2 separate regions of the Mus musculus genome follow, and region 1 is linked to region 2. The links are chromatin contacts, found by Hi-C or POLR2A ChIA-PET in ENCODE. All regions are on one chromosome and are shown on one strand. The core of a region is the stretch at or near the end of the contact, and the rest is flanking DNA. Distances in the headings are between cores, read along the strand shown.

Region 1 (4,788 bases), core at 1,205-3,704, 35 kb before region 2:
TTAGTTGGGAATCTGCATGTCCAAACACTGAAGGCCCTTGTCCCAAGTTGGTTTCGATTGATCAATAAAGATGCCAGCAGCCAATGGTGAAGCAAAGAGAAACAGGGCAGGACCTTTAGATTTGTGCAGGCTAGGAACTGGGAAAAAGGAGACAGAATTGTTATGACTCGGGGGAGAAGGATGGGGCATAGGAGTGGCAGGAGAGAAAGCCAACCTACCATGTGAGAATTCAGGTGGCCATTGTCTATCATGTCCACTGTGTAGTATTTTATAAAAAGAAAAGGAAGCCAGGGATAGGTTTGGTAGAAGTGTGGTATGGTGCAGGGGATGGATTGCCTCTGCGAACCTGTTCTGAGGCATCCCTTCCCCCTGAGGTACCAGCCATGTGACAGGTATAGTATGGAATAGAGTTTATTTACGGCGTGGGGAGTGGAGTGGAGAAGAGGCTGGCCATGAGCACGTGGGGGTTGGGGGGGGGGATGGGGAGAGGAGGGACAGAGAGGAAGAGGATAAGAGAGCAAGAAAGCAAAAGAGCAAAAGAGAGAGGAGGGGCCAAACCGCCCTTTTATAGTGAGTCAGGCATACCTGTTGCCAAGGAACTGTGGGGTGGAGCCTAGAAGGAATGCTAACACACTAGAGTTTCTCTCCTAGGTATCACCTAGCTCTCCTGCTCTATTTCTGTCTTCCCACCTTCCTCCCCTCTCCTTCTCTGGCCCCATCCCTGCCCAGTCTCTGTAAAGTAAATGAAGCATTTGAAGTATCTACTTTCATACAAAGTAGCTTGTTAATACCACTAGTTGAGAATAAAGCCTCTACCACAATTTTTTGAGCCAAATTCGTAGCAAGCTTTATTAAATACCAGCCAGGAACATGGACACTAGCCAGGTCCATTCCCAGAGAATGGCTGAGAATTATGTTAGTCAGGTGCTTATGCAGGCAAACCCCACAAGGCTACGTACTTCCTGCCTCTGTCCAATTGGGCCAAGCATACATTCTGATGTACTTCCTGCGTTCACATCTACCGCCTGTGTGTGATCAAGCACATCCTGTGTTGTTGAGACAACCAACCTTGTTTATAGAGGTGAAAACAGGTGGCTTTGTTATCTTATAAGAGCAGCCTCCAGCATTCCAGAAAGTCATCTGTCCTTGGGCAAGTGGGGTTTGCAGGTTAAAGGCTCTTTTGTTTTATGGATTGCTGAAGCACAATACGTTAAACCTGAAACGTAACTTTAGCTCTCACATTTCCTTATTCCAAGGGAGGTTGCAAAGCACAATGATGCTATGCAGGGCACTCATGAAAATATATATGGCCTAGGACCTGGAACACTAAGCTACCCTGCCCCAGTCCCCAGCTGCCTGGACTTCCTACCTAAGGATACCTAGACCTATTTATTTTCTTTGAGGACAGGATGCCTGTGAGCCAGTTAGCCCTAACATGGCTGCCAGAGTAGGGAGAGACACCATCACAATTCATTTACATGTCAAATGTCTTCCCCACCCCAGGACCACAAGGTTAACAACTGCCACCAGGCAACTGGGAATAGCTCTGACAGGAGCAAATAGCAAAGCAGGCACCGGTCACTGCCAGAATACCTGGGATTCTTTGTCCTTTCACAGAGGAGCCCTGAATATTCACCCTCCCAGGTGAGCCTGTCCCTCCCCTCCGCTCTGCTACCATAAATCCGAAACTACCGAACCCCAAACAGACTGCTCTGGAGGCTTATCTCTTTGTCTCCTATTTTGGGCCAAGAATAACAGTTTTTCCTGTTGCTCAGCCTTGTCACCCAGCCTCTAAATTTAAAAGAGAAAATGGACCCAGTTTGAGGTCTGAAATTTGCAAACAACTATACCACGTGGTGGAATCTCTTGCAACTCAGAAAGGCTTGAGTTAAAATTCCCCCACCTGCCTTTGGACAGATTAACGCTATTTCCACAGGTGTACTTATAAAACAGAGATAATAACCCGTAACTCAGTCCTCTGTGTACTCACCTGCATAGAGACTTGCTCTCTAAAACTTCTTTCTGTAATGGAGTGGCTCCTCCCTTCCGAACCAACAGCTTATGCTGCACAAATTGGTTCCTGCTGGAGTTTTATACTCATGCTTATTATCATTGATGGGAACTTAGCTTTCATTTTAGTAAACACCTTTTAGAACGAGCTTGCAATCTTTGCAAATAATCCCCTAAAGCTTGCTCTCTCTTGCATCCTGCTCTCCTTTCAAACGAGGAGTCTGAGACAGTTATTTGGCTACTGAGGGCAGGAGCCAGTAGGTCTGATTCTTGAGTTTGTGCATTTCCTACAATCTACAATTTCCTACGATTGGGCTTTCACACAGCTTGGTAGAACTTGCCTTCCCAGACTCTGTCCAGGGACCAGCTGGCTTCTCATGCTAGAGCAAGATAAAGTCAGGAGGAGGAACTTCCAGCCAGCCTTGCTTGACAGCCTTCAGGAGCCTGCCCTCCCTCAGTGCTTCACCTTCTCTCCTGGGAATGGGAAATCTCTCTAGGGGTAAGCCTGTGACTCGGGTCCTCCATGTTGCCTCTTGTTTGAATTTTTTTAGATGCCATGTCACACACAGAGAATATCATTGGTGGTGGTGGCTATCTTCCCGTGCTAGTTTTATTGGCATCTCTTCCATGAGCTAGGCTCTCTCATTGGCACTGACTCATGTTGGCAAAGAGAAAGAGACAAAAAACAAGTCAACAGAGAGAGTGAAATACCATCTCTCCCAGAGGGTTGGTTGCTGGCCAAGATGCTCAGGAGTGCCGCTCACTGGACACGAGGACACGCAAGAACTGCGGGATACTCCCTGCCTCTTGAAGAGTGTCCAGGGCCTTCCCAGGAAACAAAACAAGAGAAAAGTTTCAGGCCTAGGGTCCCAAAAGAACCTGAGCTTGAGGCTCAGCTCTTACATCTCAGCCATAGCTGTTAGAGTAAGATAATACTCATTCTTCCCACATCTGCTTTGTTTGTTTTGTAAAATGAAATCGATGGCCATACCATCCCTCCGGGGTCTTTGAACGATGCACATGAGATGAGACAGGACAGGTGCCTGCCACAGTACCTTACCAGCACTGTGCACCCAGCAACACTGCTGTTATATCTCGTGGGACGTGTGATAAGCCAGGGAGAGGGTAGGATGGTGATGATGATATTTTAATTATTATCTTCAAAATCACCAGAGGAAAAAGCTTAAACTTCAAAGGGCACTCCGGAGAAGTTAGCCTCCCAGAAAAAAATTGGCTTCAGATTCTCTGGGCTTAACTAGTTGGAAATTAAACCAGCCAGGCATGGTGGCACATGCTCTCTAGAGGCAGAGACAGGTGGATCTCTGTGACTTTTGTGGCCACCCTGGTCTACATAGTAAGTTCTAGGCTAGCCAAGACTATATAGTGTAATTCTGTCTAAAAAAGGAAAGGAAAGGAAAGGAAAGGAAAGGAAAGGAAAGGAAAGGAAAGGAAAGGAAAGGAAAGGAAAAAAAGGAAAGAAAAGAAAGAAAAGGGAAAGATAAGAAAGATTAAAACACACTTTCCACTTTAGTTAGTATATAACTATGGAAATGTTTTATTTTCAGTGTGATGGGTTTAACTCTTTTATTTTGAAGCTCTTAGAATGAAATCTAGCTAGGTAAGTAGTCTATTGTTCAGACATAGATCTGCTTCTTAACTATTCTGTTATTGCTTTGGGGCTGTGTACCTTTTTGTTTGCTTGTTTGTGCTTTAAACAAAGAGTATGTCTCGCTTTTTTAACTTTGCTACTTGACCAACATTATAATTTTATTCCCCTTTTAAAGTATTATCAGTTCCTTAGCTATAAAATTAGACTCTAGATCACTCATGATAACACATGCAACGGTATTTTACAAAACAGTAAAATGACCTTAGATGCTAAGTTTCAATGACTCCAGGGTGTGTGGTACCTGGGCTCTCTGCTTAGGGCATTCATAAAATGAAGCCGACTTCCAATCTGAAAGTAATATAATAGCAGTAGGATTTGTCCTTCTACATTTACATTTTATTTTCTGAAAGAAGATGAAGCTGTAGGAAAGTATGCTGATGAGATAGAAAAAGGTCATGTGAGGAAGGAAAAGGTCACGTGAGGAAAGGTATGTGGAAAACTGATATGTCAGAAACTTGATGAAACCCTCCCCGCTTCACAGAGAGACACATGATGAAGGATGGAAAATGTTTCCTCATGACTGTCACGGGCCCCATCACAGACTCCGGTCTCTTAGATCCCAGACAGTGAACTATTTCTGAGTCAACAGGGATAACCGTTTGGTATTTTAGCTCACTGCTCCCCTGTTCCAGAATTCCCGAAGTGTGGTTCAGCTTCTGGTGTGGAGCTGTCTTCTTTATCAGGAAATGACACAGCTCCCATGACCCTTCTCTAGCAGGTCTCTGCCTGTCCCTGTAATGTCTGCAGGCCAGGGTGAGCATCTCTCCTACAGCAAACACTCACTCGGCCATCATTTCTCCTTTATTCTTTCATCCGTTTGAATCCTACCTGGCTCTGGGGTGTTTTGTGTGTGTGTGTGTGTGTTTTGTTTGTTTGTTCGTTTCAGTTTTTTTTGTTTTGTTTTGTTTTGGTTTGGTTTGGTTTGGTTTTTGGTTTTCCCCATCTGTCTACCTGTTGTCTCAGCACCCAGGAATATCTACTGAGATCTTCATTGTTGTTAGCGACAGGCTCCCAGATTTCCTCCCTCAATGTCCAGGTGCCTTTGGCTCTTCAGTTGTGGTAACTTCTGCACCAACTGGAGTGGTTAGCTTCCTTGTAGGACCCATGGT
Region 2 (4,472 bases), core at 1,366-3,865:
GGTCAGTCATAAAGTCATACCAATAGCCTCAAGGTTAGGCAAGGTCACGTGGAAGGAATCATAGTTAAGCTAGCTACTTAATAGCTTTTGCTATGCACCAGGCACTGTGCTTAACACTTTCCCACATCCTTCTTTTAATCCTGGCTACAATGTATCACTCTAATTTTACAGCCCTGGGAACAGCCCTGGTGAACAAGCGCCTTGACCAAAGTGGAGAAGCTGGCAGACCTGGAAGCGGGGAATGTGAATACCTCTCTGTCTCGGTTTTCCCAGGGCTGCTCTAGATGGGAAGATGGTGAAATGCATAAGACAGCTCCAGATGGTGGAGACTGGCTGGGCAGGTGGAGCTTGAGGTGAGCCAGAGACAGAAATGGGTCCCACATAAGTGGGCTGAGATCATGTTCTCCCATGGCAACACTAGCTCTGGTGGGAACAGGGATGATTCTAAGGAACCTAAAGGGGGATGCTGCGATGGCCCTGCATGCCTGACCTGCGCAGAGCTGAGGAACTCACCTGAGAAGGGGAGAAATCTACCCAAGGAAGACCGGGCAAGGGCAAGAAAGTCAAGCAAGCTTGTCTCCCACTCCCCACTCCCAGTATAACTGGCATTTATCATACAAGTCGACAGCTAAGGGGCAGCACTTTTCTTTTCTTTTCTTTTCTTTTCTTTTCTTTCCTTTCCTTTTTCTTTTCCTCTTCTTTCTTTCTTTCTCTCTTTCTTTCTTTCTTTCTTTCTTTCTTTCTTTCTTTCTTTCTTTCTTTCTTTCTTTCTTTCTCAATAGTAAAGAAAGTTCTGATTTAAAACCTGCCACGATGAACTGTTTGCAAACTGTTCTGGGGGTTTGAGGTACACTGGCTATGAGGAATGGTCACCGCATCAGTCTTAAGAGTCCTCTTACTCACTTTTCTTTCTTCCTCAGATGTGTAATCCTCCTGCCTATCTCCAGTCTGGGATTATAGGCAGAAACCATCAAACTCCAGCCAAGTCTCATCCCTTTTGAAGCTACTTACACCCTACTTATTCCTTATGGTTTTTTTTTTCCTGATTCTGCCCACGGGGTTTCCTCCCTCATATATATATGAGGTACACACACACACACACACACACACACACACACACACACACACACCTCCCAGTGGTCTGGTCTGCGGAATCCCCTCCACAATGTAAGTTCTGCCTAGAGACAGTGGCATCAAATCTACAGGTACAGTCTCTTCTAATAGCTTACCAACCACAAACTTGGGTTTTTTCCAAAATAAACGCTGCAGGGGCAAAGCAGAGTGACTTCTTTCTCAACAAGCTGCTCTCACAGTTGTCCTTGACACAGTGGGTCGGCAGCCCCTGTGGACTCCATGAGACTCAGTTGCTATGTCTCCCCTGAATTTTGGGTATTTTAAGGTTTTCTTCAGTCTTGCAAGTGGGATTAATGAGAAAAAGCTCATTTTTGCATCCCTTCGGTTTTGTCCTTGGGCCTGCAAGATTGACCTTGAAAATGGCAGGGTGTCTTGGGAACCCATCTCTGTGTTGGGAAGGTCTTTGATAAGAAGCTAGCTCTTTGCGCGACCGGCCAGGTCGCTCCAGGGACAGGCTTTTCTGCAGCCACTGCAGAAGCCTCGCCATGTTTTCTGCTGTGTCATCACCATAAGAGCTGTGTGGAAAGCTGTTCAGGGGCTCGGTGGATGAAAATAAGGGCGGATTTTCAGCCAACAAGGATGGAAAGAATGGTCATGTCCAACACAGTGCTCTGCGACATCTTGACATGTGAGCTGGGTCTTCCCAAGTGCTCTGTCATTCCAAGAATTCTACAGTATAGGGTAGGGGTGCCCCCAGTGAGACAGAACAGTAAGCCAATGGGAATACCAGCCACAGACCTGGGCCAGGAGAGTCTTAGGTGGCTGGGTCACGTGCATAAATTGTTCCCCGGGGTCTAGACTGGCAGGAGCCACAACCGGTTCCCAGCTACAGCCCAGGGTGGGTTTGGCAATTGTCCGGATTGAGGTGGTTCAGGCCGCCCACAAGCACAGACCAGGAGTCAGGAACCGAGGCTGCCCGCTGGGCTGGCCTGCAGAAGAGGGACGGGCCGGAACTGCAACCGCAGTGGCAGAGAGTGCGAGGGGGCGGCAGGTGCATAAGCAGAGAGGCGGAGCAGAGCTGGGCAGAGTCACTAGCGTCCTGGAGTGACCTTCCCCCACCTGGCCATGGCCTAGGGGAGGTGGACCTGCAGTAAACCCCGACCAGTACGAAGGGGTAAGACCAGTACGAAGGAGTTGAGGTCTCCGAGGTTCCCAGAGAGCGATGCAGGTGCAGGCCACAGCATTGGCGAGCGGGGGCCGGGAGGACGAGGAGGATTGTCCAGGCACAGCTCGGGGCAGAGAGAGGGCCAGCAGAGCTGCGGGAGCAGTACTCACCCGCCCCCAGTCCCTCTCCGCACCCCTGCTGCGGTGCCAGCCCCTTTAGCTTTGCCGGCTCCTTTGTGCGGGGCCCCGCGCCCGCCCCTTCGGGGGCTCAGGCCCCGCCTTCTCGGCGCTGGCGATTGGCTTGCCGTGCCGCCGGTAGGCGGAGCTACGGATGGTGGAGGCGCGGTATATAGTAAAGGTAGGGCGTGCGCCCTCAGCCAATTTCTCGGCTCCTGGCCTGCGCGCCCGTGTGCCGAGCCCGCGCTCCACTCCGCTCGCCCTTCCCGGTGACTTTCCCTCCTTGTCCCTGGTCCATCTCGCCAGAGGTCACAGCAAGCAGAGTGGTGCAGCTACAGCTTGAAGCAGCAGCTGCGGGGTTCGCTGAGCCCCCCGGAAGGCGATCGGAGTGCGGGGAAAGCCCGAGAGCGGCCGCGCGCCCACCTCTAGGTGCGGGGCTCGGAGCCGCCCAGCCCGCGCGCGCCCTCCTCCCTCGTCCCTCCTCCCTCCGCCCCCGCCGCACCTCCCCCTCCTCCCGCTCTGCCTAGGCTGCTCCGCGGCGCGCCTCGCACTCGGAGAGCCGCAGCGGCAGCGGCGCGTCTCGCTTTCGGAGACAGAGCCGGGCCGCGGGGACACCGAGCAGCCGCCGCGAGGACGCCCAGGGCGCGCGCCGCACTCGCCCTCCCTCGGCCTCGGCCGCCACTGCTGAGCAGACACCATGGCCCGCGGAAAAGCCAAGGAGGAAGGCAGCTGGAAGAAATTCATCTGGAACTCGGAGAAGAAGGAGTTTTTGGGCAGGACCGGTGGTAGTTGGTGTAAGTACGCGCTCCGCGGCTCTGCCGTCGGCGCCTTGGCTTTTCTTAGGAGGCGCGTCTGTACGCGAGCACTGCGGACAGTTCGGCGCCCGCGGGGCTGACCAGGGTGTTAGGGAGTGGGTGGTAGGAGCTGCTAGGAGCGTGCGGCCCTGGGCTTGGCATCCAGTGACAAATGTGGGGGGTCCCCAGGATGCGCCTCGGGTGGGGAGCTGGAGCTAGGGTTTTGGGTATGGTAGGGATCTTCGTTTCCTAAGCCTTTCCTCCTGGGAAATTCGGTCAGGTTCCAGGAGCCTATGTATGTACCCTCCCTTTCCATCTCCCAAGACCTTAGAAAAACGAGATTTGGGGCCGTGAGCAGAACTCACGAGCGTACCTGTTCTAATGCAGACGATGCTGCGATAGATAGCATCATTCTTCCAGTCTAGAAATGTATCTAGAATGGATAGGAACGGGGAGAAGAAATGCATCCACACTGCAGTCCTCACACATTGCAGTCATCACAGCCCAGAAATGGCCCAGTGAGCTCCATTCATGGCTCGTTTTTTAAGCCTTGGCTAGACATGGTGTTTTTAAGCTCTTCATGATACAAACGAAGAAACAGGTTATATTAGAGCATTTCATGCAGCCTGTTGCTTCCTTGGCTGGACTCCCCCTCATACCCCATTGAAAATTACATACCGTGTTTGTTTTTTACCTCCTTACACTGGAAAGGTACTAGGTTTTTTTTTTTAAGGTCATTTTGAAGGGCATAGTTGTAGACAAATCCATGAGTCGTGACTGCGGAAGGGAGGGAGGGAACTCCCCTCTGCTGCATCACTGCCCCCCTCCTTCTCCAGTATCACCATCACCACCAGCTCCTCTACCTTCTCTCTCGCCTCCTTCCCCCTCCCACCCCTATAGCAGCAGCATTGCAGGAACTAAGGGAACCCTGAAAACTAACGATGCGATGCTGCGTTCCTGTGTGGGGAGGGTCTATGGAAATAGACTGGAGAATGAGTCAGGGAAAAGAGCGCTTGGCTGACATTTTGAAAAGGAAGAAGCTGGGATGTATGATTTTTTTTCCTCCTAAAGAAAAAAAAAATGCAGTTAGGGAGCCTCTCAAAAATAAAGGGTTAATAATGCATCATTCTTCAAGGTTATGAAGGTGACGCCTCATTCATTCCACGGTATTACCAGGGAGCATAGGCATCCCTGAGCCATGGGAAAATGGAGTCTTAAATGGATGGCTTTTTATTTCGCCTTATATTCCATTTTATTTGTGGA

The links. Hi-C counts contacts between places; a loop is a spot of excess contacts on that map. ChIA-PET counts read pairs that join two places held with the same protein, here RNA polymerase II (POLR2A).
Region 1: POLR2A ChIA-PET joins it to region 2 with 17 read pairs in Patski. The contact joins the enhancer-like site here to the promoter of Atp1b1 in region 2. A Hi-C loop is called at or near these places in 1 of 37 maps with a recorded cell type or tissue (Patski). POLR2A ChIA-PET finds 5 or more read pairs at or near these places in 4 of 5 experiments (Patski and embryonic stem cell).

Annotation. Positions count from the first base shown.
Region 1 is chr1:164,491,137-164,495,924 of GRCm38, reverse strand. No RefSeq gene overlaps it. Among named protein-coding and RNA genes, the nearest start is that of Gm26685, 9.8 kb to the left of the region's middle. Within about 2 kb of position 2,454, at least 1 of the 3 ENCODE cell types and tissues checked has a DNase peak (open chromatin) inside an H3K27ac peak, as active enhancers do.
Region 2 is chr1:164,456,498-164,460,969 of GRCm38, reverse strand. It overlaps Atp1b1 (ATPase, Na+/K+ transporting, beta 1 polypeptide), which reads left to right and starts at 2,615. Exons shown (of 6, transcript NM_009721.6): 1 at 2,615-3,209. The coding sequence starts at 3,113. It overlaps Gm32391 (predicted gene, 32391), which reads right to left and starts at 2,447. Exons shown (of 4, transcript NR_168343.1): 1 at 1,230-2,447.